Regions from separate parts of the Homo sapiens genome. Here region 2 is linked to region 1. A link is an interaction called in ENCODE POLR2A ChIA-PET data of the cell type or tissue named here. Cell type or tissue: Caco-2. All regions are shown on one strand. Each heading gives the region's core, and the rest is flanking DNA. Links, peaks and the distances in the headings are about the cores only.

The links. Peaks named below come from ENCODE experiments on the same cell type or tissue, not always from the same donor. Only the 100,000 strongest peaks of a DNase experiment are listed, where the experiment ranks them.
Region 2: POLR2A ChIA-PET joins it to region 1 with 10 read pairs; 6 of 35 experiments call an interaction of 5 or more read pairs at or near these places.

What each region holds. Positions count from the first base shown.
Region 1 is chr13:102,577,211-102,593,535 of GRCh38, reverse strand. It overlaps LOC107984588 (a long non-coding RNA gene), which reads left to right. Exons shown (of 2, transcript XR_001749984.3): 2 at 1-199. Among named protein-coding and RNA genes, the nearest start is that of TPP2, 12 kb to the left of the region's middle. RefSeq lists enhancers at 540-1,087, 968-1,297, 1,328-1,547, 1,088-1,637, 8,967-9,066 and a silencer at 1,323-1,498. In Caco-2, for the core only: no CTCF peak of the experiment used is centred there; no DNase peak of the experiment used is centred there.
Region 2 is chr13:102,746,402-102,762,726 of GRCh38, reverse strand. It overlaps LRTM3 (leucine rich repeat transmembrane protein 3), which reads left to right and starts at 3,655. Exons shown (of 4, transcript NM_001146197.3): 1 at 3,655-4,025; 2 at 4,151-4,184; 3 at 4,275-4,317; 4 at 12,339-16,325. The coding sequence starts at 3,795. LOC105370337 (a long non-coding RNA gene) reads right to left here and starts at 3,073. Exons shown (of 3, transcript XR_931685.4): 1 at 2,172-3,073; 2 at 1,420-1,526. RefSeq lists a silencer at 7,564-7,785. In Caco-2, for the core only: no CTCF peak of the experiment used is centred there; no DNase peak of the experiment used is centred there.

The DNA of each region.
Region 1 (16,325 bases), core at 2,828-10,827:
CACAGCAGAGCATATGCTGTTATGCTTTGGTGTTTGTTCCCTAGCCCTTGTTCCTCATAATAGATTGTGGAATGTTTCAAAAATGCTGTAACTTTTTTTTGCTAATTGTGGTCTTAACAAAAATTGTTCTTGATTTTAAAAAAAGATGGATAGGATTGGTTATTGAACTTTGATATTAAATAAAGTTTTAGTGATAGTATTTCAAATTGTCCCGTTATTTGATGCCCCAGAGGCTATTACACCTGCAGGTGGTGCATAATAGTAAGATTCGGGATGTGTTCCTTTTCCCTAAAAGGTGGGAGACCCAGCACTGAAATAGGTGCAAAAGAGAATCATGTCTTTCCGCCACAGGCACGCTGCCAGGCAGATAAGCTTAGAAAAAAGTGGTTGACTTCAGGCATCTGGAAATTGATTTCATCGAAACTATCCATGTACCAGTTTGAAACCCACTATTTTATATAACCCCTGAAATCACTTTAACTCAATACAGTCATTTACTGTTTGTCTTCAAGCCAAATGTTGTACATATTATAAGTGCTTACATTTTTTCCTCCTTTGATTTAATGACATTATCACTGGGGGGAATTTTTAATGCTAAGACAGTTTGTGTGACAGTTCATTGGATATTGGAAACAAGTAGAGAGTATAAGTAGAGAAACATGGATAATCTGTAATAATATATAATAATAAAACAAAAAAAAATGAGGAGGAGGAGGAGAGGCAAAAACAAGGTCAGTAGGCCTAGGCGTTGGTCATCTTATGGAGGGTAAAGTATTAATAATAGGCTGGACGCACAGCAACTTCTCTCACCCAGCATTGTTCAAAGCAGGAAGTGCTGAGTCAGATGTTTTTCCTGTCACCTGCCCCATTTGAGGCTGCAATCCAAGGCACAGGTGCTGTGGAAGGCAATAGCTTTCTATGAATCGCCTTCCTTGCAACTATTGCTGCAGCCTATCGTTTAGAGAATATTTTAAAATTTAATTTTCCAAGACTCTAGAGATTGCATAAGCATCCTACATGTGCCAGCCGCTGGGCTTTGAAATCTTCCTCTGCCTTGCAGCGAGGCCGCACCTCCCGTGGGCGGCTCCCAGCCCGTGATGGAAGCGAAGGGATGCTGGAGCAGATCTGTTTCGGGAGGCGGGCAATTTCGCGGACTGCTGTCTCAGGCTCCAGGACTCCCCGGCCGGCTTTGCCAAGTTGGACTGCGTGGTGGTCCAGGGCGCTTCCACCCAGCCTCTCTGCCTCTCCTATTTACTCGGCGTCAGACTTGCATCGCGGCCTGATGCCTCTCTCAGCTTTTTGTGGACCCTTGACTACCTGACCTCGCGCAGGCACTAACACGTATCCCTGCTCCTCACAACACGTCCGCCCCCACCCCGAGGACCCGAAACTAAAATAGCTCACACCAAAGAAACAGGTTCGGATGCATGAAGGTTCGCCACTGCTGCCCCCCAAAGGCAAAAGCCGTCGTTACCGTTTCTACCAAAGATAACTGAGTCCAAAAGCCAGGGCGACCTGATCAGCAAAGTTTAAGTTACAAGGCCGTGCCTGGCTGTATGGAAGCCTGATCAAGTAGTTCTGATTTCTTACCTGGAGAGCAGGACTGAAAATGTGGGAAATTCCATAAACATAGGAAAGCTTTCCAATGATGCCAGGAAATCGTGACAAATATCCACTTTGCTAACATACCTCCAAACCAAAGTAAACTACACAACATCAAGTTCCAGGTACTTGAGCCTCCAGTAATAAAATGGTAAACTAAGCAGTTTGGACCAGGCCTTCTGGTGAAAGTGAGAACTGGACAATGTATGAAAAATATCTGCTTGAAAGATACCTTCCTGAAGGATCAGAGAGCTAACAGGGTGGTGAAGAGTTCGCGTAAAAGACATAAATTCAGAGACTTAAGCCTAACATTTGAGACAGCTTTGCCTTTCAGGGCATTTGCCAGTGCGTAAAGAGGTAGCTGAGAGACAGAATTTTTTTTTACAGCCTCCCAGGGCTATGGGTACAAGAGTGGAGGCCAGAGCCTGCCAAGAGTGGGAACAGCATGGAAAACCTATATTTTGGGTTGAGGCTGCAAAGTCCACACCCAACAAATAGGAATAAATTGAAAGTAAACTTAGACTGGCCCCAGAGGGATATCACATTATAGATAATATTAAGTCCTGAACTTGGATCAAGGTGATTATTCTCAATGGTATATGTTCATTGGAATCATCTGGAGAACCTTAAAAATATCGCTACTTGAGCCCACAGATTCCCAGAATTCCAGATATTCTGATTTAATTGGTCTGGATTTTCGCCTGGGCATTGAGATATTTTATATCTACCCAGATTATTCTAATGGGTAGCCAAGGCTGAAACCCACTCAGCTAGTTCTGCCTGGCAGAAGCAAAATACTTTAAAATACCTATATTTACTCCATTCAGGAAGATAAAGATATAGTTGAGCATTTGGGCAGAAAATCAGAAACTTAAAAAAGACAAAGCCAATTTAGAAAGAGCCAAAAAGAAATTTTAGAACTGAAAAATACAAAAGCAAAACAAAATTAGGAACTCAGTTTCTTAATTAAGAAACTCGGTTTCGTAATTAAGAATGAGTTTCATAGTTACTGTCATTTAGCCAAAAAGAATTATAAATTGCAAGAAAATACTAAAAAATACCTGGAAAAATAAAAGGATGAAAAACACAGAAGAGATGAAAAGAGTAATAGATGTAATAGTGGGAAGTTCTAACAAGCTTTTAAGAAATGAGAAAGAAAATGCTTTAGAAGCAATATCTGAGAGTTGAAAGCCTATATATTCAAAAAGTCTGATGGCCCTGAAGCAAGATAAATTTTAAAAAATCTACATCTGGGGACATCATAGTAAAAAAAAAATGAAAAGGCAAGAGTAGTTAGAGAAAAAAGATTACTTTCAAAGAAGCAGCAATTGATTGAGAACCGATTCCAAACAGAAATGAAGAAAACCAGGAGACAATGAGACGACAGCTCACCCATGCTGAAAGAAAATAATCGCCAACCCAGAATTCTGTAGCTAATGAAAACATCCTTCAAGAAAGAGAACATGATCAAGACATCTTCAGAGACGCAAAGGCCGAGGCAATGTGTCACCAGAAAGACAGCAAAAAGTAAATACTAAAGGATATTCTTTGGGCAAAACAAAAATGGGCCAGGCACAGTGGCTCACACCTGTAATCCCAGCACTTTGGGAGGCCAAGGTGGGTGGATCGCGAGGTCAGGAGATCGAGACCAGCCTGGCCAACATGGTGAAACCCCATCTCTACAGAACTACAAAAATTAGCCAGGCATGATGGCGGGTGCCTGTAATCCCAGCTACTTGGGAGGCTGAGGCAGGAGAATTGTTTGAACCTGGAAGGTGGAGTTTGCAGTGAGCCGAGATCGCGCCAGTGCACTCCAGCCTGGGTGACTGAGTGAGCCTCCATATCAAAAAAAAAAAAAAAAGACTCAGACACCCCAAAAGCTATATCGAAGTTGAATCAATTTCAGAATGGTGTCTTTTATTGTCAGTTAATGCAAGAAATTTTTTTAAAATGCCTTCCCAGGCCAGAGATGGGGAGATGTACTTTTAGCATTATACGGCTAGGGTTATTACTTTACACAGAAAAGAGCCGATGTTATGTAAATAGGAGAAATGTGATTTTTTCATATAGGAAAAATAGGTGCTTTTGACAGGAAATTAATACTTGGAGTGGTGAGGTGTGTTTAATTTCACGTATGTCACAAAACATGGTGAAATCTCTCACCATTTTCCTCTCATCTGTGGGACCAGAGCTGCCTTTTCTCCCTTTCTCCCCAACAGCTCTGAACAGCTGTCCTGGGGACCAGAGGCTCACCCTTCCCTCTGCAGAACCAGTAGAAACTGGGCAGAACAGTGAATCCATTTACCTCCAGAGGACACTAGAGACTGTAGGTTTAAAGACATAAGAGAATTATGTGGCAGATGGCCTTGATTATTTGTGTGGGGCAGATGGTATGTACGGGGAAACACAGAGCGGGGGCTTAGGCGGGAGCTTCCCTTCGTGGGCAGCATCTTGCATCTGCAAGCTTAATCCTGGGCACGAGGCCCAATTCTATGCTCCTCTTTGTTGCCTTCTCCAGCTGTGAGACATTCACTGGAATTTTCAGTAAATAACTTCTTAGGACCTCTGTGTTGATCAGGGATAGTCCAGGCTATGCTGTGGCAGAATACAAGCCCAAATTCCGGTGAGCTAAAAGACATTGCCCTTGTCTACTCATTGCAGCATCTCCATTCCTGGTTGGCTGAGAGCTCTGCTCCAAGCTGTCACACCTTTGGATTCAGGTTGAAAGGCTGCACTGTCTGGAATGTAGCTGGTCACCACGGCAGGAGAAACAAGAACATGGGGAAATAGGCATCAGCTTCCAGACCTTCCATCACTTCTGCTCACATTTCATTAACCAAAGCAAGTTTCATGGCCGCGGCCAAGTCCAAGGAGGCAGAAAAGTACAGTTCTATCGTGTGCCCATGGGGACAGTCTTCATCCATTCAGGCTGCTATAACAAAATACCGTAAACTGAGTGGCTTGTAAATAATAGAAATTCATTTCTCACAGTTTTGGAGGCTGGGACATCCAAGAGCAAGTTGCAGACTCAGTCTGGTGAAGGCCCATCTTCTGGTTCATAGACAGCTGTCTTTTTACTGTGTCCTCACAGGGGAAGGGGTGAGGGAGTTATCTGGGGCCTGTTTTATAAGGGCGCTAATCCCATTCTTGAGGGCTCCACCTTCAAATACCATCACTTTGGGGGATTAGGTTTCAACACATGAATTTTAAAGGAACACATATGCAGTCCATAGCAGGAACAATAACTTGGACTTTTGGATGGTCCTGATTGCCCCCACAGCCTCACTGATGTCCACTTTGTTTTCACCCTAGTGAAGCATTGGTAATGGAGTATCTATGAGGTGGGGGACTGGCAGGACTTATTTCCTGGTGCCAATGAATGAGGTGAAGAAACCGTAGGAACCAGCAGATGGTGACAACAGTGATCCCTCGCTGCCCTCATTGCTCATTGACATAAAACAGTCCCACCAGTGCCGTGACAGTTCTCAAATGCCATGGCAGCAACCCAAAAGCTACACCTTTTTCCGTGGCAACTACCTGGAAGTTACCTCCCCTTCCCTAAAAAGTTCTAAATAACCCAACCCTCAGTTTGCATTAACCCACCCCTTAATTTGCATGCAATTGTAAGTGGGTATAAGTGAGTATAAACCCAGTTGCGAAGAGCCCATATGCTGCTCACTCTGGGTGCACTGCAAGGAGCAGTGCTGTTCAGTAAAAGGTTGCTAACACGACTGGCTTGCCCTTGAATTGTTTCCTGAGGGAAGCCAAGAATCCTCCCAGTTTTGGTGCTCTCATGTCCTGCATCATCTACAACAGGAAGTGCCCCCCCCCATGGTTAGTAACCTTGTGTGAACTGCTAGACAGACAGTAGGAGGCCTCTACTCATGGATAACCCCCTGGATAGAAGAAACTACCCCAGGTCATCTGAGAGTCCTATCTTCCTAACTGTGTACCACCTAGCACTTGAGTGCTTCAGAAATGGTGGTTGAACTACACTATGTCCTCCCTGGCCAAAGAATTGTGTTCTACCATACCCAGTGATGTCTCACACTGCTTCTAACTCAGAATAGGTTCTCAAATCTTTGTGCATTTGCCCAATTTATTTTAATATCAAATGTTTACACTATTTGGTAATTACTGATTGCATAGTCTCTCTAACTCTATTACTTGGTGTTCTTAGGAGTGAGAAAAAAAGAATAATACAAAAACAGGATAACATTATGTGTTGTAGTATCACAGAGAGAAAGGAATGCCCAAGAAACATTGCAGCTTGAAGAGTGTAAAATTCTCTAGACTTAAATTGTGTATCCTTCCAGAAATGTCGTATGCATACAAAGAATATGATGCATATATTTCCTCTTTCCTTTTTTACACAAATTGTAGTATACTATACTCACTGTCCTGCACTTTATTTTTTTCTTTGTTTTTTGCTTCACAATATTTCCTGATGAATATTCGTACGTAGAATTTTATTCTTTCTTGTTAATTAGGCGTACTATTAATTTGTTTGGATATATCAGTTTATTTAACTCCATGTGTTTGTTTTTAAATCTCTTGAGAAGCTGGAAATGGGTCCTTTCTTGCAAGTACAGTTGTTTCCAAAACATAAGCCTTTTGGGTAATAAAGGTCATCATTTACTTTAGTTCTGACAAAGTCAGATGTCTGTATATGGCTTATATAAGTTCCACTCCCATCCTTAGAGGCATTCAACCCACAGTCCCTGCTAAGTGGGCCGGAAGAATGTAACCCACTTACCTTCTGGCCACAGACGATAGACCAGGAGTAGAGTCCTGACCCGAGGCAGAGAAGAAGCAAATGGGTATGTAGTGTGTGATGGGGGCTTACAGTGAGCTTCTGATCCAATCAGCTTCTGCTTTTGGGTTGACAGGTGATTCCTTTGTATCCTTAAATTTGACACTTTTATTTGACATCATATGGAATTTTCCCTTACTTAAAGCAGCTTCTGCTAGAACAGGGCATATAGTACTTACTTTGTTTCACCTCAATTCCTGATGTATATTAATCAGCAAAAACATTCTCTCACTGAATTCCATGACAATAAATCACCATGAGGATGGCAGACATGTATTAAATCAGACAAGCCATTGTCCAAGGTGTAGTTCCTGCCCTGTGGTGCTTCACTGGATAGGCTCATGCCTGGACCTGCCTAACTGGGGCTGTTGTCAATTGTGGCACCTGCGTGGGACTTCATAAAACCTGTCCATCTGCCCACATTTGGAATGTCAGAAAAACTTGCCAGGTTTAAGATTCCAGTTAAAGGCGAATCTCAATGATGATACCGAACATCCTGAAGTGAACAAGAGAAGCCAACAATATGGTAGCAAAAGCATCTGGGCAGCAGATAAAGGGTTTTGTCTTCTAGGTCTAGGTCTGCCACTAATTAGCTACCTGACCTTTAGCAAGGCCTCTGCTTCCTCTATCATCAATTTGGAAGTTATATGAGTATAAATGAGGCCGGGCTTGGTGGCTCATACCTGTAATCCCAGCACTTTGGGAGGCTGAGGCAGGTGGATCACTTGAGGCCAGGGGTTCAAGACCAGCCTGGCCAATATGGTGAAACCCGTCTCTACTAAAAATACAAAAATGGATGTGGTGGTGCACACGTGTAATCCCAGCTACTCGGGAAATTGAGGCATGAGAATTGCTTGGGTCCGAGAGGCGGAGGTTGCAGTGGGCAGAGATCATGCCACTGCACTCCAGCCTGGGCGACAGAGCAAGATTCTCTCTCTCTCTCTCAAAAAAAAAAAAAGTTACATGAGAAAAAATAGCTTCCACAGTGCTAATAACTATTTGCTATTTGCTATTAGTAAAATGTGACTGTATGTAGTAGAGACTCAATAAACAAAACCAAAACTGGTCAGATTTACACCACCTCAAGTTAAGACTTACTAAAGTACACAATTTTTTTAAAAGAGGACTTCTTAGTTTGCAAGAAATGTTTTTAAAAATCAGCTTAGCCATACAGTAAAGGGACCTTGTTTTCTTGAGGTAAATCATCAAAATTTACTTTATAATTTGTCAAATATTTTATGGACAGATACATTTATACTGTTTCTAGAATCTAATTTTTTAAACAACAGACATGTCTGATCTTGAGGCACTATTCTTTCTTCTTTTATAAAGTAATGACAAATAGAAAATTGGTTATAAAAATCACTTTGTGTGTATATTCATGTGAACTGGGGTGGTCACATATTGGGGTTCCAGACAGAATTCTCTGAAGTCTTCTAAAACTGACTATAAGTATTCATTTAGAATGAGCCAATTCCCAATGAATTCATAAAGCTGTTTTGGGGTGTTTTGGAGGTGTTTTGGGGAATATAAAAGGAATAGGAGAAGGTAGGAAGGAAAGAGAAGAGGCTTTATAAAAAATTAAATAATTAAAATCTTTTTTATTAATTGATTTCTTGAAGATTTTGTATACATATTTTTTAAAACAAAATGTTTAACAAAATTGCATAATATATGCGTGTGTGTATACAGTATACAATATATAAAATACACTCACATTTACATATGCACACGCAGACCCCATACACACTTTAAAATCAGATGCAGATATCTATTGCTTGAATACTAAGAAAAATATTTCCTCAACTAGTGTCTCCAAACCTGCCCAAAGATCTGAATCACCCAGCACTCTTGTTAAAAATACAGTTTACCTGGGTTCCACTTCAGACCTACGGAATCAGAAGCCCTAGTAGAAATGCATCGTAATTTGTGTTTTAAACAAAGATCCTGGGTGATTCTTGTCATCAGGAAGTTTGGAGAACACTGACCTAAACTGTATTTATTTGCTGTACTTAGTGCTGGTATAGCACTACAGTCCGGATAATTAAAACTGGGAAGTTTCTCTAAGATATTTTTATGCCATGGAGCAGTGTGCCAGTTGTCAGCTTCCTGCCTCTCCTCTTCAAATGTACCTTCTCTGCTCTGCTTTTGATACTGGAGCTGGACCCTGTAAACTTGTCTCCCTTCCTAGATGGCACAAGGTTAAGCTTTGAGCATTTTTGACTTGTGTTTTCTCTAATTTAACCCCTCTTATTTTCTTAAGAATCCATTAGGATGAGGTTCACCTTTGAAACTGTCTGTTCAAGGACCTCCACACTGCTAACTCTGAAAGCTGAGCCTCATGTTTTTATTTGACCATTGTCCATAGCATTTGACACAGTTGAGTGCTGCTTCTTCCTCGAGAGACTGTCTTTGGTTTTGAGAACACTGCTCTCTCCTCATGTCTCATGTTTCATGGCTCCAGCTGCCTTTGCTAGTTCCTCTTTTTTTTTTCCTGACCTCTGAATGTCAGCATGATCTAGGACTCAGTCCTTGAACCTCTTCTCTTTTCTGCCTACACTTATGCCTTTGATGATGAAATCTAATTGCATGGCTCTGAGTACCATCAGCAACCTGAAGATTCTAAAATGCGAGTCTCCAGCTCGACCTCTCTCCTACATTCTAACTCCTGTTTGATATTTCCACTTGGATGTCTAACAAGAATATCACACTTTACATGCTCCAAACTTAACTATGTGTCTTCCCCAGATCTGTTCTTCTTCTAGTATTCCTCTTCTCAATTACACGAAACTTTAAAGCTTCTAGTTGCTCAGGCCAAAAATCTTGTCTCCTCACTCTTCTGCCATCCATCCAATCCATTTTCAAAACCTGTTGGCTTGATCTTCAGAAAACGCTCAGAATCTGATTACTTTTCATCACCTCCACTGCTAACATTTTCATCCAAGCCAACATGATGTTTTGTCTGCATTATACAGGAACCTTCTCTATCAGGATAGCCTGGGTTATGTTGTAATCAAAATGGCCCCCCAAATCTCAGTGACTCCAAACCACATGTTCTCTCTCTCTGGCATGATCATCATTGATTTACTCCCTGACATCTTCTGTCCAGGCTCTGGCTCATGGAGAAGCTGTAGACTAGAACATTGCTAGACGACCATGTGGTTAATGGAAAACAGGGCATAGTGAAGGATATAGTGCTCTGAACACTCTGTCTGGACATCAAACATGTCCCCTCTGCTCCCATTTCATTGATGAAAGCATGGACATGCCCGATTTCAGCATGACAGGGAGGTATGGGTGATCCTTGTTAGTCACGGTAGTTATATTCTACAAGGTTGTAGCAGACATTGAGTTAGCAAATTCTGAACCACTGCTCCTATGCTAGGAAATACAGGATTATGTTCCTGTGAGCTTCTGGCTGAAACATTTTTGTCAACTGAGATGCCACCCTGTTAGGTAGATTTATTTGCCAACTTCCTTGTAAAACAAGCCAGCCTCACTGATGTTCAAAACCTGCTCTTCCATACAACCCTTTTCCTGCATAATACTTAGCAGGCATTTTTAAAAATATGTATTGAGGGAGTAGAAAAGATATCAGCCTTACCCTGGGACTGAGTCAATGGCAACTTCTTGTTCCACAGGGTTAGGGAAGACTATGAGGAAATTAAAGTTGTTTGGAAAAATCCAGGTGGCATTGCTTTGTATGTTGTGATGGGGAGAGGGGTGAAGTGCAAAAGCCCCTCACACCCTCCATCTCACCTCAGACTGTGTCCTGGAACCCTGGGCAGAGAAGCCCCACTCACACTCCTGCCTCTTGGGATTACTGGTGGCCATGTAGTGATGGAGAATGACAAGTAAGAAGAGCAAGCCGCCTGGCATGTTGGTGAAGATGGCGAGCTGCACTGTTGTGGTTGTCTCGGTCAGCTCTGCTGGGCACTGACACTGTCTGAGCACACATTGGAGGCAGGATACCTGGAAAGCATCTTTGTAGGCCAACTGAGTCCCAAGGGGGCACTTCAACCTCGTAGCCCAATCAGAGTGGCCTTTCCAGCCCTGCTACCTCACCTGCTCCGGCAGAGGTTTTAAAAATTCTTCCTCAGCCTCTTGATCGCAGACCGTACCTCAGCTGTAAGTTCAACATCTCACGTCATCTGGCCTTTTGAATGAAATGAGTGAGCCAACCAGTAGCTGAGAAAGCTTTAACGTTTTCTTTGTCCTAAGGAACATAACATAAATGTCTTTGGCTTTCAGCCTCGAAACAATGCTGTCCACATGCTTTTTAAATCAGTGGTTATCTCATCAATCCATGTTTTCCATAGTGATATGGTTTGGCTCTGTGTCCCCACCCAAATCTCATATTGAATTGTAATCCCTTCATTACAATTCATACAACCCTTTTCCTGCATAATACTTAGCAGGCATTTTTTAAAATATATATTGAGGGAGTAGAAAAGATATCGGCCTTACCCTGGGACTGGTCAATGGCAGCTTCTTTTTCCACAGGGTTAGGGAAGACTGAGGAAATAAAAGTTGTTTGGAAAAATTGTTGAGGGAGGGATCTGGTGGGAGGTAATTGAATCATAGGGGCAGTTTCTTCCATGCAGTTCTTATGACAGTAGTGAGTTCTCAAGAGATGTGGTGGTTTAAAAGTGTGGCATTTCCTCCTGCCCCACTTCCTGCCACCATGTAAGAGGTACCTTGCTTCCTCTTAGCCTTCCACCATGATTGTAAGTTTCCTGAGGCCTCCCCAGCCACATGGAAATGGGAGTCAATTAAACCTCTTTTCTTTATAAATTACCCAGTCTCAGGTAGTTCTTTATAGCAGTGTGAAAATGAACTAATACACATAGGTTTATAATACACTGTAGACATAACTCCAGCACTTTCTGGAGTGCCCTTGTATACAGACTGATGAATTTCCACTGCCTTTTCCTGGATGTACCATACTGTTGATTCATTAATATTGAAGTCATGGCCAACAGCACTGAACTCATGCCTGAGTGAAGTTTCTCTGTGTGTTTTCTCCGTAAGGGCACATCATAGTCTTCTTGTGCTTAGGAACGCTAGGCAGCACTTCTATTTGGGGGCCATTTTAAACAGCACTATTACCAACAAAATGTGCAAAAAACATGCCAAAAAAAAAAGCTTGGCATTAAATAGAACCTGAAAAATATGTGGATTGTTTTCCTACTTTCCTTTTTGGATAGCTTGTTGTGAGCGTATAGGAATGCAACTGTGGTTGCCATGAAGCTTGCATATGAGCCTCAGAGCTGTAATAGCCCATTTTGAGATTACAACTTAAGTTGGATTGCATGTGAAAGCTCTACATGTTTACTCCCCCTACCTTACGTTATTGATATCAGAGTGTATTTTTATATTGTGTACCTATGAACAAGGTTTTGTGGTTACAGTTATTCTTAATAGTTTTGACTTTTAACTTTAATACTAGAGTTAAAAGTGGTTTACACAGGGCCCTGTGATGGAGAATTAAACTCAGATCACACCTGGGATTCAGACAGGCATTGCTGCATTTGCGGCACTAACATAAGTGAAGGAAAAAGAGTGATGATGGGCAGCAGGTGGTCTACTATGGAGCTAGAAGGGAAAGGGGAGAACCAGTCTTGCAGGTTACATTGAGCCTTGCTCAGAGTGGAGGCGGTGGGTGGGGGTGATTTGGCCCATGGATCCCTGATGTGTGCTCATGTTGAAGAGTGGGATTCCTCCACTGTCCTGTCCTGTCAGGGTAGCCAAGGAAGGGCTTCTGCTTCCAGTGGGAATGAGACATGATGACCTTTACAGTTCCTTCTAACTTTCAGAGGTTGCACACTGCAGTAGTAAAGTGCACAGAGTGGAGCTAGCCTGGATGGGTTTGAGTCCTGGCTCTCTCACCTGTCAGCTCTGTGACTTGGGGCCAGTGACTTAACCTCTCTGTGCCTCAGTTTCCTCATCTAGAAAAAAATAGAGATGCTAATCCAACAATAAGACCAATTCCATGGGGATGCTGCAAAAATTAAATGACTTTGTATAAAGTATTTAGAACTATCCCTAGCACATCATGAGAGCCAGAAAAGTGTTTGCCTTTTTGCTTAAATGGCTGTGATATTTAAAACTGGCCACAATTGATAGTTAACTGCAAATCTACATATTGTAAAGAAGCATGCTGTCCTGATAGTAAACTTTTAAAACACATGTTCAGTTTTATAATTATAATTCCACTATAGTTATCATAAGCAGAAGTACACATTTCTTTATTCTTTTATTGATATAAAATTTGATTCAATATTTATTTTGTGTATATGATTAAATCCTAGAAAATGCGTCTTGAAAGCAATGCGTTTAGATTGGCTTTGCAATAGTGCCACCTTCTGGTTGAATTCCTTCTTTACAAGCCCGTATCTTGTCTAGACTCATCCTACTGCGCTTGGTAAATTGTGATTTTGTTCTAGGAGATACCTGAGTGAGGCATGGTAAACCGGTCCCAGCAGACCACTCCCTGAAGATGTTGGCTTGATATGTGCTGGAAGATGAAAAAGCATACAGAATGCAGGACAACATAAAGAAAATAGAACCGAGAAGTTATGCTAAGTATATAAACAAACCAAGAGTATGGATTGGAATGCTGTTTTCTTTGGACAGATCAATGTTCTTTTGGAAAGATAGAATGAAGCTGAATAAGTTGCAGAAAAGGTCAAATAAAATGATTGTGTCCAAAAGACTAGGGTTTTTCTACAGTTTGGAACAAACAGACAGAGGCAATGCAGTGTTTAATGACTGTTCTGAAAAAATAATTATGATATTGTGGGGCGAAGGAGACTCTCACAGCCAAAAGTTATGAAAGAGAGCCACACTCTACAAATTATAGCAAATTTGGGGACATATTAGGGTGAAGGGAGATGGAAAATAAAGTACGAACATACTATATAGTAGGTATATTACCTATATGATCTAAATTTAGTTGTCTAGACAACCACGCCTTACAATTGGTCTTATCATCCTTTCAGACATCAGAAAACAGAAGCTCAAAAAGTTAGTATGTTGCCGGGCGCCGTGGCTCACGCCTGTAATCCCAACACTTTGGGAGGCTAAGGCGGGCAGATCACCCGAGGTCAGGAGTTCGAGACCAGCCTGGCAAAACCCTGTCTCTACTAAAAATACAAAAATTAGCTGGGTGTGGTGGTGGGCACCTGTAATCCCAGCTACCCCAGAGGCTGAGGCAGGGAGAACTGCTTGAACCTGGGAGGCGGAGGTTGCAGTGAGCTAAAATTGCACCACTACACTACAGCCTGGGCAACAGAGTGAGACTCTGTCTCGGGGGGCAGGGCAGGGGGAAGTTAAGTATCTTGGTCAATTTCATAGAATAGCTGACAACTGTCTCTGATTCCAAAGGCTATGCTAATGCTAATGTACCATATGTTCCCCCCATTTTCATTTTATTCTAATTAAATAATTTATTTATTTATTTTGAGACAAGGTCTTGCTGTGTTGCCCAGGCTGGAGTTCAGTGGTGCGATCCTAGCTCACTGCACCTTCAAACTACTAAGCTCAAATGATCCTCATGCTTTGGCCTCCCAAGTAGCTGGGACCACGCCAACACGCCTGGTTAATTTATTTTATTTTATTTTTTGAGACAGGGGTCTCGCTTTGTTGCCCATGCTGGTCTCAAACTCCTGGCTTCAAGTGATCCTCCCACCTTGGCATCCCAAAGTGTTGGGATTACAGGCTGAGCCACCATGCCCGACCTATTTTACTATTATTTTTTAATTTTTAGAGAAAGAAGAAAAAAGAGGTAATATGAGCTAATATTCTTTCAGCATTTACTTTGTACCATGCACTATACTAAATTCTTTTACACTTGTGGTCTCAGTTACATTTATTTATTTATTTATGGAGACAGGGTCTTACTCTGTTGCCCAGACTGGAGTGCAGTGGCACCATCTGGGCTCATTGCAATCTCCACCTTCTGGGTTCCAGTGATTCTCCCATTTCAGCCTCCTGAGTAGCTGGGACTGCAGGCACACACCAAAATGCCCAGCAAATTAAATTTTTTTTTTTTTTTTTTTTTTTTTTTGTGGAGACAAGGTCTCACTATATTGCCCTGGCTGGTCTCAAACTCCTGCTCAAGCAATCCTTCTGTCTTGGCCTCCCAAAGTGCTGGGATTACAGGCATGAGTCACCACACCTGACTCCCTCAATTACTTTTAAAGTTATTTATTCAGTTTCTTTTCCTCCTTGCCTGTAGCCAAAATCCTCACTCCCATCCTCACAGGGTGCAGTTCTAAGGAGTGCAGTGCACACTCTTTTGCATGTATGTGCTACTGGCAAAATGTGTATTGCTGTTGTATGTGCCTTTATTCTAACTTATGTTTGTTGTATTGTCTTATTTTGTTTCTTTCTTTGTTCACTCAACACTGTTTTCAAAATCTCTATGTGTTGTCCTGTGTACACCATCCAACTACCTCCAACAGCTGGCTAGTGCTCTATTATGTGCTTGCGGCCTGGTTTACCCCTCCATTTCCCAGGGATGGCAGAGCAAGGACCGTCTCCGCTTATGCTTCGTACAGAGCTGGGTGAGAATTCCTATGAGAGTCACCCAGGATCCATCCTTGGTAGGCCACAGTGAACAGTCTACCTGCATTTCGACAGGGACCTGTCTGACTCCTCCCCAGAATGGCTGCTGAGAATCGGGCCAAGGCTCACCAGCAGCACAGGCAACCCTATCTCTGTCTCTCTGCTAGCAGTGGAATTATCCAGTTTTCTAAGTTCTTCCTGTCTGATTAGTCTAAAATGAAACCTCATCATTGCTTGAATTTGCAATTCTGATATCCAACGTATTTGAAACGCTCTTGATAAATGTAGTGGCACTTTGTTTCCTAGTCAGATCTTTTGTCCATTTGACTTGTTCTTTTTGATTTGCAGGAGAGTGTCACATAAGGTTCTATTATTCTCATTTTTAGAGATGCAAGAATTTACTCTCAGTGAGGTTCAGTGACTCGTCCAAGGACATCAGAGTAAGCAGTGAAGCAAATGTTTGAATCCAGAGTCATGCCTCTGAAAGCTGGATATTAGGGAACAATTTGGTGAATTATCTATTAACCTTAATCTTGTCTTTCTTAACCTTGTCCATCAGGTTAAAAAAACTTCAGCATTTTGATTGTTGAGAAAGAAGATGGCTCAAAACAAAAGAGTGAATTTGTCTTTGATATATTTGATATCTCCTTTCCTTTCTCTCTCTCTCCCACATTCTTCTTTAGGAAATAGTTTATTTTTCATAAACTAAAACCAAAAGAAGATTAATCACCCCACAATTCTATCAGTGCTAGATAAGTACTATGTTATGTCAAGTGCCAGCCTCCCTTACCTTGAAAATATGTATAAGGGGTCGTGCGTGGTGGCTCATGCCTATACTCCTAGCACTTTGGGAAGCTGAGGCGGGCAGATCACCTGAGGTCAGGAGTTCCAGACCAGCCTGGCCAACATGGTGAAATCCCATCTCTACTAAAAATATAAAAATTAGCCAGGCATGGTGGCATGTGCCTGCCATCCCAGCTACCTGGGAGGCTGAGGCGGGGGAATCACTGGAACTCGGGAGGTGGAGGCTGCAGTGAGCTGAGATCGCCCAACTGCACTCCAGCCTGGGTGACAGAGCGAGACTCCATCTTAAAAAAAAAAAAAAATATGTATAAGGTGTCTAGGATGTGCCATCTCCTGTTCTAGAAACCATGAGAAACAAAGAACACAAAATTTCAGTTAGACTGGAGGAATAAGTTCAAGAGATCTGTTGTACATCATGGTAAATATAGTTAATAACAATATGTTGTATACTTGCAAATTGCTAAGAGAGGAGATTTTAAATGCTTTCACCATAAAAAGATAAGTATGTGAGTTAATGCATAGGCTAAATAGCTTGATT
Region 2 (16,325 bases), core at 2,691-10,690, 170 kb before region 1:
TTCACTCTGTCACCCAGACTGGAATGCAATGGCATTATCATACTTCACTGCAACCTTGAACTCCTGGGCTCAAGGGATCCTCCTGCCTCAGCCTCCCAAGTAGCTGGGACTACAGGCGCCTGCCACTGCACCTGGCTACTTTTTAAAATTATCTTTTTTTAGAGAGACGGGGTCTCAAATATTTTTGTAGAGAACAGGGTCCTGCTTTGTTGCCGAGGCTGGTCTCGAACTCCAGGGCTCAAGCAATCTAACTCAGCCTCCCAAAGTGCTGGGATTACAGGCATGAGCCACCACACCCAGCCACTTGCTTTCTTTTAGTTGCTAAATCCTGGGTTTCAGTCTTTTACTCTAATTCAGACCCTTATCAATTCTCATCTATCAGTGCAGTAGCCTAATTGATTTTCCAATTTTATTGTCACCTTGCTTTGATACACCAGCTGGTACTTCCAACTCAAAAACTGTTAGATCTCCGAAGATGGCTCCACAGTAGGGCTCTGTCAACATTTTAGCCTTCTTTTCCCAGACTTCACACCTGTAACCGTGCTATAGCTAACATGGACTATATAAATGTTTATAAAATGGAAGAAGTATTTCTTACTCTTCTTCCTACTTTGTTTGTTCATCTTTGCCTGCTACCAAATCCAAATGAGTAGGGGGGATTTTTTTCCCCTCTTTGCAGATTTCCTTGAAATTACCCCAAACCAAGCATCTCACCTCAAACCCCTGTAATATCTTCGTCCTTTCTGTGTTAACCGAACTCTACCTTCTCATTAAGTTATTAATATCTCCATCTCACTTACATTACAAATTCCTTCAAGTTTGGGATTTTTTTTCCTCATCATTGTTAAATGTTAACAAAGATGTTAACAAAACGTTAACAAAATGTGTTAAAGCACGTTTTTGTTCCTTGTTCAGTGCTTTACACATTTATTATTCAACACATGTATTAAACTAAGATATTTACAGAAAGAATTTCTAACAATTTTGAACAATATCTGGCTTTATGTTGCTGTTTTATATATCTAATATTGGGACTTTTTCCTGTTAAGTAAAGAACAAAAACCAAGTTCATAATGTCAAGATAGTTCAAAGATGGTAACATTGGTAAATATAATAGGAAGTTTTAAAAAAAACTTTAATAGAATTTTCATTGTGTTTTCTCGTAGTGTCTATGTTTTACTACTGTAATAGGCTTTCTCTGATACTCTTTTTCTTTTTACTCTGTAAGCAAGTAAATCTTGCTTAGCATTTACTTTTGATGCTGTTCACTTGACATTGGTCTGAGAGGTTTCTAGTCCAAGAGACAGAAGCATTTATGCTGAAAAATAGATAATTATACTTTTGTTAGTAGCAAGTACATAAGTAACAAACATGACAAAGCCCTGGAGAGGGATAATACTTACCCCTATGTAAACCTACCCATCAGCAGGAGTGGTACGCAGCAGTTCCTTTTCAGTTCCTTAAGAGCTCTTCAGTGGAATGCTAATTAGGGATTCAGTACCATAAAGCTTGGAAAGATCTATTAACTAGAGAGAAGAAAATGTTGAAACAATGAATCCCTTTTAAGATAGTTACCATTAAATGATTTAGAGAGTTTCTGCAAGTAGGTGAGAGTAACAGTATTTTTCCAGCTGCTTAATTTTTCTTTTCCCCCCTGAGATGGAATTTTGCTGTTGTTGCCCAGGCTGGAGGGCAATGGCGTGATCTCGGTTCACTGCAACCTCCGCCTCCCCGGGTTCAAGCAATTCTCCAGCCTCAGCCTCCTGAGTAGCTGGGATTACAGGCACCTGCCACCATGCCCAGCTAATTTTTGTATTTTTAGGTAGAGACGGGGTTTCACCATGTTGGCCAGGCTGGTCTTGAATTCCTCACCTCAGGTGATCCACCTGCCTCGGGCTCCCAAAGTGCTGGGATTATAGGCATGAGCCACTGCGCCTGGCCCAGCTGCTTGAATTTTATGGGGAAACCCAGGAGACTAAAATCACCTCAATTGTCTTTGTGGGCAGGGGAGTACGGGGAAGGTGTACTTTACCATAGTTCTAGAAAAATCAAGAGGAATTGCTGAAGTTTCTTTCAGAGCCAATGAAGACCTACCAAGCATTCTAAAGGGCGATTCTTTGCGAAGACAAAATTCAAGATAAGAATTATACTTAAATAAAGATTAGAAATACCTGTACATTGTGGTCCAGGAGACTGGAAGACTGTAAATTCCAACATTTAGAATGTCATTGATCTCTTGATCTTCAATGTTCAGGGACAGTAAGAGTTGATAATTCTTTTTTCTTTTTCTTTTCTTTTTTTTTTTTTTGCAACAGTGTCTTGCTTTGTTGTCCAGGATGGGAGTGCAGTGGCAGGATCATGGCTCACTGCAGCCTTCAACTCCCAGGCTCAGGCAATCCTCCCACCTCAGACTCCCAAGTAGCTGAGACTAACTACAGGTGCACACCACTATGCCTAGTTAATTTTTAAATTTTTGGTAAAGACGGAGGTCCACCTATGTTGCCTAGTACTGGTCTCAAACTCCTGGGCTCAAGCCATCCACCCACCTCAGCTTTCCAAAGTGCTGGGATTACGGGCATGAGCCACTTCGCCCAGCTGAAGTCATAAATCTTTGTTGTACTTATTTAAACTGATGTGACAGAAGAGGCCTGAACTGTTCACTTCAGTGTAATGAATAATACTTCAGTGTAATGAATAATACTTCTTTGCTTAACCTACCTTGGATAAGTGAAGTACTAAAACAAAACCAAAGTGAAGCATTAATGAATTACATCTGCAAAGGAAGTATTAATTAATTACACCTTCAAAGGAAGAGTACTCTAAATCCAAGGTAGTGTTAACATTTTTCATTATTAGTCCAGACTATCCTGTCTACTTGTGACTAAAATCATATTTGCTCAATAAGCTTCCAGGCCTACCCACTAGACTTTGAAGGGGAGTGGGCAGTACTGTACTTACATCTGCCTCTGCCCTACCCTTAATTCTGACATCGGAAAGGACATCACAAGTAGCTCCCTGAAATCACTGTAGACAGGGTGAAAAGGAAATTCACCAGGAGGTTATTCCAAAGACACTTTAGTTTTCAGCATGTCAATAGATTGTTGAAGGGAAATGGTGCCAACAGACCCTGCTAGCAAAAAGAAATATAAAATGTGTTCTATTTTAAGAAAAAAATCAGACTCATAAAAGACAAGTCATCATACATTCTACATAGTTGTAATGGGACATACTTAGACCAAAAAAATTATTCGACATTTCTCTGAAATTCAAATTAAATTGGGCATCTAATGTTTTTATTTGCTAAACCTGTCAACTCTATCTATATTCATTCTAAGAAAGGACTATATTTTCCTTACCACAAAGAAGCATAAAATACATTGTTCCTGGTGTTAATAGAAATGGTTATGTCAAATGCTTTCTACCAATCCAAATTTATTCTATATTTATAATAGGGCAGCAACAATCCATGATAGAATTATGTTGCTATCTATGAAGTTAAGAGAAGGTAATTTTTTGAATTTTAGTAAAAAACTACTTATACAGTGTACATATCTTACCTATGAACTTCCATTATTGCTAAAGCTAATATGAGCTCAGTTAAATACCCACTATGACACGTACCTCACTTAACTTAGGCCCAGAGCAATCACTGCTGCACTTGATAAGATACCAGCAGCACTGGCCAAATGTTGCACATGGTTATGAGTTGGGCATACCGAGGTTTTATATTTCAGGGCCTCTGAAATCAAGGACTTCTGAATGAGACACCAGTCTCTTTCACATATGACATTAAAATGTCAAAGCAATATTATTCCTTTAAAAAAGGGGTAGGGAGTGGACTGGAAGATAATACATTCATGACATTATGGGACTTTCTAGAGTCCTGGATTATTCAAAATGATTGGGTGGCAATTTTCTTTATAATTTTACTAGGAATTATTTTTGAGATAATACTCATGAAAGCTTGTGCATCCTTTTGGAAGAAGCCCACACTTCCTGAAAAGGGTAGTTCAGATGTCCAGGAGGTAAGAATAAATGGTTGATTTCCCCTTTTCCTAGTTTTCAAAATCAGACATAAGAATAATTTGTAAAATTTTTGAATTTTGATACTCCGATTACTCCTCTAACAATTTTTTTTCCATTAAAATAGACGGAAGACAGTTGCCCCAAAAGCAGGAAACTTGGTAAGTATTATACAATTTCACATTTTAATATAAAACTTGTTCATCCTGAGCTTTTCTCATTGATACTGTGACTTTTTTATTCCTATTCAGCTCCAGAGAATTGGTCAGTTATTAATTCATCTTCAGGAGAAAGGTATGTGATATATCACAAAAATATTTTGAAGCTAAATGAAATAGGTTGGTTGTGTTCTATTCAAAATTGCCTTTACTTCTGAATTTCAGAGAAGGGTTTTCCTAGCTGTTCAATATCATGATTCAATCTAACATTTACTTTAAATTGTTGCTATGCTCCAAGCTGTGTTAAGGACTTTTCGTATATTATTGAAATTATCCTTCGAGGCAGGTAGTTTCTTACAGATGAGGAAAATAAAGCTTGAAGAGGATAAGTGACTTGCTTTCCTACTCTAACTCTCTCTCCAACACACCAGTTCTTATATTTCAACTGAAAAGATATTTATTTAGCACTTACTGTGGACCAAGCAAACACTGAGCTAGGTGCTGCATGAGTGACATGAAAGGAGTTTGTAAAATCAGAATTTATCAGAATTGTAAAGTTATCTCCGTGCTAGGGATTAAATACTGACATAATCACAACTCTTGATGCTATCAATATTTTAATTGTTTTAATTGAAATCCATTCAACAATTATTAGATATCTACAATATAGTGGACGCCAACACTGGGATTCAAACCATAATATAGTCTCTGTTCTCAAGAAGCTTATATTCTTGTGGAGAAGATGTATACATACAGGAAAGTTGCCCTGTGGTATGGTGACACAGTGACAGAAATATTAATATATTTAGGAGATACCTAAGCCAGCCTAGGGCATTGGGAATGGCTTCACGAAGAATGTTATCCTGGAGCTGAATTTTAAAGGATGAATGAACATTAGCCCGAAAAGGACAGAGGTTTAGGAGGATAAGAAAGACATTCCAGGACATGAACAGAAACAGCAGCAATGTGCAAGAAATTACTATTATTTCAGAGTTGCTGGAATGTTGAGGTTGAGTCAGGAAGTAGTGGAAGATGAATGTGAAGAGGTAGGTAGGAGTCAGGTCATAAACGGCTTTCTATACCATGTTAAGACCTGGATTCAATTCTGTAGATAATAACCACTACTGGTGGTTACACATAAGAGTGGCAGTTTTGTGTTTCAGCTAGATCACTAGTCACTGTGTGAATCAGAGGATTACTTGATGTTCGTCTAATTTCTTTCATTTGTCAGGTATAAAAGGGCTTTATTCATTTAATCTGGTTGCTATATTGTTGTATTGGGTACTAGCAACACTAGTTCTCAGGTGAGTGTCTTGGGAAGCTGTAACAATATCTGGAGGTGTGAGTAGGTAGAACCCTTGTGAGGGCCAGTTGGAAACAGGAATGCCAGCACAAGCTACAGCATGTCAGTAGTGCAATCAGAATAAGTCCAAATGGACAGACCAAGATTCAGCATTTGAGATATTAGAGGGCTTAGGTGTGCATGGTGACCCAAGGTTCACATGTAATTCAAAACCAGAGGATTAACAGGCAAGAGGAATTCACAAGAAGACATGGAGAAAAAAAGGATTTTTAGCTTCAGAATCAAGGACACTTTAAAGATTTTCCATCCCCGTGTCCTATTATTCCCTTCCTGCCTAGACAGAAGTTAATCCTCGGGTGGCATCTTTCTAGGGGGCGTTAAGGGAAATTCATGGAGAAGAAGAGGTTAGGGGGTGGTGTTGAAGAAAAAGGATTAGAGAAAAGATATGGCTCCTGTGGCAGCAGCATATTATGGTGAAAAAACATAAATTTTGAAGTTAAAAAAGGTCTAGCTTTATATCATAGTTCTGCCTCTTTTTGTTTTTTTGTTTTTTTTTTTTTTTTTTTTTTAGACAGAGTTTTGCTCTTTTTGCCCAGGCTGGAGAGCAATGGCATGACCTCAGCTCACTGCAACCTCCGCCTCCTGGGTTCAAGTGATTCTCCTGCCTCAGCCTCCATAGAAGCTGGGATTACAGGCACCCACCATCACACCTGGCTAATTTTTTGTGTTTCTAGTAGAGATGCGGTTTCACCATGTTGGCCAGGCTGGTCTCGAACCCCTGACCTCAGGTGATCCACCTACCTGGGCCTCTCAAAGTGCTGGGATTACAGTCGTGAGCCACTGCACCTGGCCCTGTAGTTCTACCTCTTAATGATGGCATGGCCTTGGGCTAATGACTTAACTCACTATACCTCCATTTTTTTTTTTTTTTCGAACTAAGGATTAGAAGAATTACCTCTTAGGAATATCATGAAGAATAGTTGAAATAGTATGTGTAACACGGTGGCTCACGCCTGTAATCCCAGCATTTTGGGAAGCTGAGGTGGGCGGATCACTGAGGTCAGGAGTTCGAAACCAGCCTGGACAACATGGTGAAACCCCATCTCTACTAAAAATACAAAAATTAACCGGCTGTGGTGGCATGCGCCTGTAATCCCAATGACTTGGGAGGCTGAGAATGGCTTGAACTTGGGAGGCAGAGGTTGCAGTGAGACGAGATTGCACCACTGCACTCCAGCCTGGGAGACGAAGCGACTCCAGCTCAAAAGGAAAAAAAAAAAATATATATATATATATATATGTATATATATACACACACACACACACACACACACACACACATATATATGTGTATACATATATATATAAACTTTTTTTGGGAAAAGAACTATGAACATAGTATTTTTTTATTTTTAACCATTGACACCTTCAAATAATTTTATTTCATTTAATTTTTTAAAATTCCTTCTAAAAAAAAAAACCAGGATACATATGCAGAACGTGTAGGTTTGTTACATAGGGATACGTGTGCCATGGTGGTTTACTGCACCTATTGACCTGTCCTCTAAGTTTCCTCCCCTCGTCCCCCATCCCCGAAAAGGCCTTGGTATATGTTGTTCCCCTCCCTGTGTCCATGTGTTCTCATTGTTCAGCTCCCACTTAGGAGTGAGAACATGCGGTGTTTGGTTTTCTGTTCCTGTGTTAGTTTGCTGAGAATGGTGGCTTCCAGCTTCATCCATGTCCCTGCAAAGGCCATGATCTCATTCTTTTTATGGTTGCATGGCATTACATGATGTATATGTACCACATTTTTTTTATCCAGTCTATCATTGATGAGCATTTGGGTTGGTTCCATGTCTTTGCTATTGGAAATAGTGGGACAGCATCTTAATAAATTATTTTGAAATAGAAGGGTATATTGGCCGAAGCTAAGCATCAGAATGGTTAAAATCTACTGCATTAGAGATGGAGTGGATTTTATCTTGCTTATGAAATGAGACAAAGGAGAAAGGGGGTAGCTGGGGGGGCAGAGAGGAGCAGAACAGAGGGAGTTGCAGGTGTAGTGGTGTGAGGCTTAGGACTGAGTGGCATAAAGGATGAGACCACCACTCAGTATCTGAAATCCGGGGACCCGAGCTGACCAGGTATCGTCTCAGTAAGCAAAGCAAATGGCTGACCTTATATCAGATTTTGGGGTATGGTTTGTTTTAGGGTTGGCCTTACCCATAGATGCATGCTTGAGTGAGAGTCTGCCACCAACCACCTGACTTTCAAAGCTTAAACTTGTCACTGACTGGTTGGTTTCAGAAGTGCATTTCCTGAAGGGAGTTATCGTTGATAGATAAAACAGTTTAAAAGAAGACTCTGTTTATTTGTTACTATGACTATAGGATTGCCATTGATTGATTTACAACTGGTTCTGCTATTGGTTACCATGGCTCTAGAACTGTTACTCTTTTCCTAGAGAATGAGGAGTTGTTTTTAAAATCTCAAAGGCCAATTAAGATTCCTTGGTGGGGAGAGGCCAAAGGACATCTCACAAATGGGGAGACGTACCTAATGTTTAAATGGGAACCCTATGCATGGCTGTAGTCAACTCTCTCCTGCTTCTGCTTCCAAGTCTTCACTAAAATCAGTCACATGATTTTAAACATATATGAGTGGTTTGTGTATGAGGGATTTTTTTCTCACTGAAATTGAGGAAAGAGTTGGGTCAGTTTGTTGTTAGCAATCAGAAGCCTGGAGGTGGAGATGGTCATTCAGCAAATACTTATTGATTGCCTACTCTGTGTCAGGCATTGCTGTAGGCCCTTGAGACTCATCAGCAAACAAAACAGGGTGTGGGGGTGAGACAGGGTCAGACAATAAATGACAACATAATAAATAAATTATATGTCAGGAGGTGACATGAGAAATTAGAGAGAACTGTGCTGACCAGGCATAGTCTCAGTGAGCAAAGCAAACTGCTGATCTTACATTGGATTATTGGATTTTGGGAAATGGTTTGCTTCAGGGTTTTTTTTTTTTTTTTTTTTTTGGAGATGGAGTCTCATTCTGTTGCCCAGGCTGGAGTGCAATGGCACAATCTCGGCTCACTGCAACCTTCATCTCCTGGGTTCAACAACTCTCCTGCCTCAGCCTCCCGAGTAGCTGGGTCTACAGGTGCATGCCACCATGCCCAGCTACTTTTTGTATTTTTAGTAGAGTTGGGGTTTCACCATGTTGGCTAGGTTTCAAACTCCGATGTCAAGTGATCCACCTGCTTCGGCCTCCCAGAGACCTGGGATTACAGGCGTGAGCCACCCCGCCCAGCCTGCTTCAGCATTTTCTTATATTAGGATTAGATCATGCCCATTCCTAAACTAATCACTCAGAAATGGGATTACTATATTAGACTGAGCCTAATAATCTGAGGTAGAACAGGTGTTGGAGAGTAGACATCATGATCATCCAACGCAAAATTTTGTCTTAGTTGAAGAATAGACTTTACTACCAAAGACTATATACTAAAAGTAATGGGCAGATAACAAAGATGTGTATACAGTCTGTAGTAGATTGCTGGGGCTGCCATAACAACGTATCACAAATTAGGTGGCATTAAAGAACAGAAATTTATTTTCTCATGGTTCTGGAGGCTGAAAGGCTTGGTTTCTCCTGAGGTGTTTCTCCTTGACTCGCAGATGGCCACTTTCTTGCTGTGTCCTCACATGCTCTTTTCTTTTTTTTTTCTTTTCTTTTTTTTTTTTTTAATTTTACTTTAAGTTCTGGGATACATATGCAGTATGTGCAGGTTTGTTACATAGGTATACATGTGCCATGGTGGTTTGCTGCACCTATCAACCCGTCATCTAGGTTTTAAGCCCAGCATGCTTTAGGTATTTGTCTGTCCTAATGCTCTCCGTCCCTGTGCCCCTCACCTCCCTGACAGGACCCAGTGTGTGATGTTCCCCTCCTTGTGTCCATGTGTTCTCATTGTTAGACTCCCACTTAGGAGTGAGAACATGCAGTGTTTGATTTTCTGTTCCTATGTTAGTTTGGTGAGAATGATGGTTTCCAGCTTCATCCATGTCCCTGCAAAGGGCATTAACTCATTCTTTTTTATGGCTGCATAGTATTCCATGGTGTATATGTGCCACATTTTCTTTATCCAGTCTATCATTGATGGGCGTTTGGGTTGATTCCATGTCTTTGCTATTGTAAATATTGCTGCAATAAACACGCATGTGCATCACATGCTCTTTTCTCTGTATATGCATGTCCATGGTGTCTCTGTGTCCAAATTTCCTCTTCTTACAAGGGCACCAGTCATATTGGATTAGGGCCCCACTCTAAATAAGTTAATTTAATCAGTTATAAATAAGTTAACTAACATCAGTTAATTTAATCATCTTTTGATGGCCTTATCTCCAAATATGGATTAAGGCCTACCCATATGACCTCATTTAACTTTAATAGCCTATTTAAAGGCCACGTCTACAAATATGGTCACATTCTGAGGTACTACGGTTAGGACTTCAACATATGAATTTTAGAGAAACACAATTCAGCCCATAAAATAGCCTATATATTAGAGGTTAATAAGTGCTCTAAAATTTGAGAGAACTTGAAAACTAACATATTTTAAATATTTACCTAATATTTTTGTGTTATCGATGAAAAAACAAAATCATTAGTGTAGCCTAAAATACCCCAAATTCTAATTAACCAAATCCAGATTAATGAGATTTCATTGTGTCAACTGAAGAATGATGGTGTTTTGAAAAGAATGATGGCGCTCATAAAAGGTTGCAGCCTGCAGGGTAGCCATTCTGACAGACTGGGAAGTGTAGCCTCCTGTCAGAAGCCAGAAACAGGCCATTGGAGGGCAGGAAGAATAAGACAGGAAATCATGCTGAACGAGGTGGATAATACTCATAGTCAATAAGCTGTAGGAGGAGTCATGAATATTTATGAAAGGAGAAATGTGTGCATGAGCAATTGAGCTTCATTCCTCTCCATGGAACTCATGTTCAAAAAATGGCAGCTTTAGCATGATCCGAGGGTGGAGTTTTTGGTCCTCTGACATCAAAAGGTGAAGCAGGGGACATGAAAACCCCCACTGCACATCCTTCCTAGACTGGGCAGAACCACTCTGTGGTTGGTAGTCTCTTATCAGGAAGGAATGCTGGCTGGTTGCTTTGTTGAAGGCGAAAGGGAGGGGCAGCATCTGGTCATTGGTTGATATCAAGGGTGGTGCAAGCCTTTCCAAAGGGCTGTTCTGTTTACCCTTAGGAAAGAAAGCCTAATGGTAGCGAGGCAGGGAGGTGGTATAATAAGGCCTGTCTGACCTCCCATCCCATCATGGTCAGGAATTCATTTTTCAAGATTCCTTTGGGGTCCCCTTGGTCAAGAGGATGTCCATTCAGTCATTTGTGGGACTTAGCATTTCATTTTTATTTCTCAGTTCTACAAGTAATCATTTAGCACAAATAATTTTTGTGGTTGGGTAGATCATGATGGATTTCATATACTGCCTTCACTATTTTGATTGAGGGTTATTTAAAAGTAAAGTCACACTTACAGTAAAGTAAGAGATAATCTGTGTTCTCCAAACAAATAGCTACTAGAATTATCTGACCTATTTTATATGCATTTCAGTTTTTGATTTTAGGCTTGCTCATGCATCAAACAGTGACTATCGAAATTTATCATGTATCAGAATCAGCTGGAGAGTTTATTAAAGCTCAGATTTTTTGACCCCACCTTCAAAACGTCAGATTCCACAGTGCTGGGATGGGACCAAAGAATATGCATTTCAAATAAGTTTCCAGGTGTATTGTTAGGGTTCTCCAGAGAAACGGAACCAGTAGGATATGTGTGTGTGTGTGTGTGTGTGTGTGTGTGTGTGTGTGTGTGTGTGTATAAAGAGAGAGAGTAAGACAGTTATTTTAAATAATTGGCTTAAGCAATTGTGGTGACTTGCAAGCCTAAAGTGTGCAGTTTAAGTCAAAAGGCTGTCTGCTGACAGAATTTCCTCTTGCTGGAGTATGTCAGGGGGTTGAGGTATGAGTCTTTTGTTCTATCCAGGCCTTTAACTGATTGGATCATGCCCACCCACATTAGGAAGAACAATCTGCTTTTCTCACAGTTCACTGATACAAATGTTAATCTCATCCAAAACACCCTGGGAGAAACATCCAGAATAATGTTTGACCATATCTCTGGGCATCACTGCCCAGCCAAACTGACAAATAAAATTAACCATCACACCAGAAGATGCTGATGCTGTTGGTCTGAGCACTTCTTAGACTGAGACTAATCATTTGAGGTACATGGGTGTTGGCAAGTTCACATCATCCATGATCAGTACTCCGGCCCAAAATTGTACTGAGACGTGCTTCCCTAAAATGTAGGCTTTTCTTTTGATCTCAAAGAACTGTTAACATAATCTGGATTTATCTATAGACAGCTAGTTTATACTATTGGTATTCTTCTGTTGTACCTATTACATTTCCATAAGAATGTTTTCTTTTAGTGAAAACTTTCATATAGAGAACAGAAAAGATATTCCTTGTAAAATAATATAATCTTAATCCAGCAACTTTGACCCAATCTTGTCAAAAATAGACTTTTAGAGATGCTGAGGTATAGTCTCTGAGATATATAATTGATTTACTTCACTTTTTCCGTCGATTAGTTTATTAAGTGAGAAGAACTAGGTAATGAATTGTTTTGTAATATGGATAATGATTTTCCAATTTATCTCTATGCTGATCTGTTTTCATATACTATGCTGCATTTTCTTAAATCTAAAGGTAATTCTTATACGAAATATATTCTAATATTCATTTGTACACTGTTTTCTTATATTTCAGAGTTGGCACCTTTTTAGAAAAAAGAATTACTTCATCACTTACATCTGAAGAAAAGGAATGTAACTTTGAAGATAGAATTTTATTCTCACGTGAAATACTATGGTCAGGTACTAGTGAAAGTGAAGATCAAGTAAGTCCCTCTAGTGAAAGTCATGTGCCATCTTCAAATGGAATCAGCTCATCTTTGCCATTGTTTTATTCAGAAGTAGAGGAAACGTGTCTAAGCCATACAGAGCATCCAGACAGAGAATATGAAACAATACAATTTTCCTCCAAGAAATTATTTTCAATGATGAAAACCAACAAAAACAAAAATTCAGGATTTTCTTCTGATCTTAGCTTTTCAGCATCTAGATTCACTGTAGAAAATGAAGATCTAGATGTGGCACCTTGCCCTCTTGCCCACTTATTTCTTTCTAGAGATCAAGTTAGACTTCTGGAAGAAAATGTGAGGAATCAAATTCCTTCAAAACCCAAAACTAAGTTAGGGAGCAGAACTACTTATCAATGCTCAAGATCTCAAGAGTCCTTGAATCAGAATCAACCTTCTGTTGGAATGGTTATTTCTGTCCAAGCACAGGATTCTTTTCCAGGACAAAATGCTTTTCAGAATCAAGGTCTTTATGAAGTCCAATTTACTAGTCAAGCCCAATATATAAATCATAACCAAGAATCAATTAAGAGCCAGCCTGAGAGCAAAGCCAGCAACTTTGCCCAGCCTGAAGATGTGATGAAGAAGCCATTTTCTAGCAGCACACAAGACTCCTTCCAGTCCCAAGATCTGGATAGGAACCAACATTTTGTTGAAGTTCCATCAATTGTTGAGGCAAAATATTCAGTAAAGGGCCTGGAGTCTGATGAACACTTAGGTGAGGACCAACATTGTGTTTGGTTTATAGATTCAAACAAGGTTAAATATTCAATTAAGGGGCAAGACACTATTTTTAAGAATGCTGAATTTCTCGTTTTAACTCTGAATCCAAATTTAGTCACTGAAGATATGCCACAACTAAGGAGTGTAAAAGCACAAGGCCAGCAACAAATTGTTTCATCAGAATTGAACCAGGATTCTGTATATAGCTCAGTGCCTCTTTTGTCTACCATTAAAGGGCAGAAAAATAGAAGAAAAACACCAGACAGTAAAAGCAAACTCAGTCTTAATGTTCCATCTCTAAAAGCCAAAAAAACACCAACTTCACAAGTATTTCAAATCACAGTATGTCACACTTTAAAAAATAGGAATGAGTTAGGATGCAAGAATAACACTGAGAAGAAAGAATTACATGAAAGGAAAGATATATCAGATATAGCTTTGCATCTTATTTCTGTTTCCAAGCTTATTCTGCCTTATGTTAAAAATTATTCCAGAAAACAACTAGTGAAAGTCATGCCGGGTTTAATAAAATGTGGACATTTTCTGCAGAAGCAAAATAAGTCACCAGATACAGAGAAAATCAATTATGCAGGTCCTCTTGAGGAGACAGGAATCTCAGATATTACTAAAAAGGAAAAGGAGTATGACAAAGAAAACAAAAGACTAAAAAACATTTCACCAAAAATGTTACCTCAGCTAGAACAATCCTTCATGGTCAACACTGTTCAACTAAAAGCACCTTGTTTACTAGTAGAAACAAATGGGAAGAGTAAAGAATCTCTTAAAGACTCAATTACACAAGCAAAGGGAATTGGTATTACAGAATTTCATGTTCTAAATAGTAAAAAACCATTTGATCTCCATATTCCAAAGCACAAGACATCTTTAGAAGAAGCTATATCAAAACCTATGCAGAAACTTGTTTCCTCTCCTGAAATGGAATCGAACAATAGAATGAAAATACAGGAGGACCTACAAAGTTCAGAAAATTCCCATCTTCAACTTTCAAATGGAGAGGAGTTACCAACCAGTACACCAAAAACGCAAAGGTGCTTTCCAAGGGAAAATACACAGAAACAAAAAGATTTTTTGGAACTTGTTCTGGAGTTGTCAAATGTCGGTTTGCTCATTTCCCCAGGAAGCAAAATGCATAAAAGCAGTGAAGAATTAGAAGCCATAAAAATTCAAGTGAATACAGAAAGTGTAAATCTGAAGGAAAGTAAACCATTGATACTTAATGTTACAGAAGACAGTGACCTACGTGAAAGTGAGGAACTGGAATGCAACACTGGAAGTAACATAACAAATATGCATCAAGATAAAGAAACGTCTGATGCATTTCACAGTGCCACTTACACTACCATTTCTCAACTACCTGATACAGAAACACATAGCATATCAAAAGCCAAGGCAGACACATTAAGAATAATAAGGCTCAGTCATTCAGCATCAAAGCAAGAGAAATTACCAGATGAGAAGGAAACACAGAACGCAGAATACATTGATAAGAGCTGTACATTTAAAAAGCCACAACAATGTGATAGAAAGGAACAGGAGAAAGAGGCAAATTCAGAGCTGACACAAGGCTTCAGGTTCAGCATACATCTAAAGCAAAAGCCCAAGTATGTCAAATTCCAAATGGAACAGATCAGTTCAGGAAGTAGTAAAGCCCCAAATAAAGAGCAAGAAGTCCAACCACAAACTCTTTCTACACAAACTATTTTGGAGAATAGTCCATGCCCCATGATGGATCCATTTCAAGTTGAGAAGGTGAAGCAAAGCACAGATAGACCTACAGACAGAGAGAGTGCCGGAGATCCAAAGAATCCACTTACAATGCCAGAGAACTTGCCAGTTGGTGAACTTTTAATTGAAACAACAGAGTATAGTGTCCCATTTGGTGGAAACCTCCAAAAGACAACGGATAGTCATATTGCAGAAGAAAAGGAAGATGTAAAAAGATATTTACCTGCAGTTGCCCTGGGGTCTTTCAATAACCACTTGCTTACTTTACCATATTTTAAAAGGCAGGAAATTAAAAAAAAATTATCAGAAACAAAAAGTGTACTCAGTGTCAAATATGTAATTATGAAAGTAAAGAAGCCAGCAATCTCACTGATGCCTTATATTAATATATGTGGTACTTCAAACCACAGGAAAAAAATGGGAGGCAATTTTGAAATTATAATTAAACAGATACTGCAAGATAAAATTGCAGCAGGTATGCTTCTGAATGTTATTTACCCTCCCATGTCTATTTTGCCTAATACTAGAATGTATAGCAGATTAAATGCAGAGAATCACAGTCATATCAAGCTAGTCCAAGAGGAATCCCAAATTGAAAGGGAAGAAAAGTATCCATATTTCATTAATGAGGGAAATGAATCCCAAAACACACTAGATGCTAAATTGCAAGATGAAGTAAAAGGCGTCAAAGAAACTCTACCAAAAGCAGTCCTGCATGATAGCTGCAACCTTGGACTTGATGCACATCTAGAGAAGGAGATTAAAACAGAGAAAGAAATGCATCAACCAATCCCATTCACAGAAACTATTATTGAGTCTGTTGTTTCTCCCATAATGGAACTATCTCATGCTGAGAATGTGAAGAGTACTCAAAAAACACAAACAGACTGCAAATGCACTGCAGATTCAGAGACGCCTTCTCCAATATCAGGAAAATCACTGATTGGAGACCCTTTAAACCAAACAAGAGAAAGTTATATTCCAAGTAATGGAAGTGATACAAGAGAAATGGGTTACTGTTTTGCAGAAGAAAAGACAGAAATACCAAAAGATTTACCAGCAACTTCGCCAGAGACTTTCAATTATTGCACTCCTGTTTTATCTTGTTCTAAAGTGATGAAAAAGAGAGTAACATTTGCACTCACAACAAGTACAGCGAAGCCCAAATGTGTAAATACAAAGGCTGTGAAGCCATCAATCTCAGAGACAGTCAGTGTCACAAGCCACAGAAAGAAATCAGAATTAGACTTTAAGACTAAGTTTAAAAAGATAAACCAAACTAAAGGATTGGTACCTGAATGTCTAAATACCCTTTGCTCTCCAATGCATAGCAGATTGCAGAGAGAGTTCTGTCTCCCTGCGTCTCA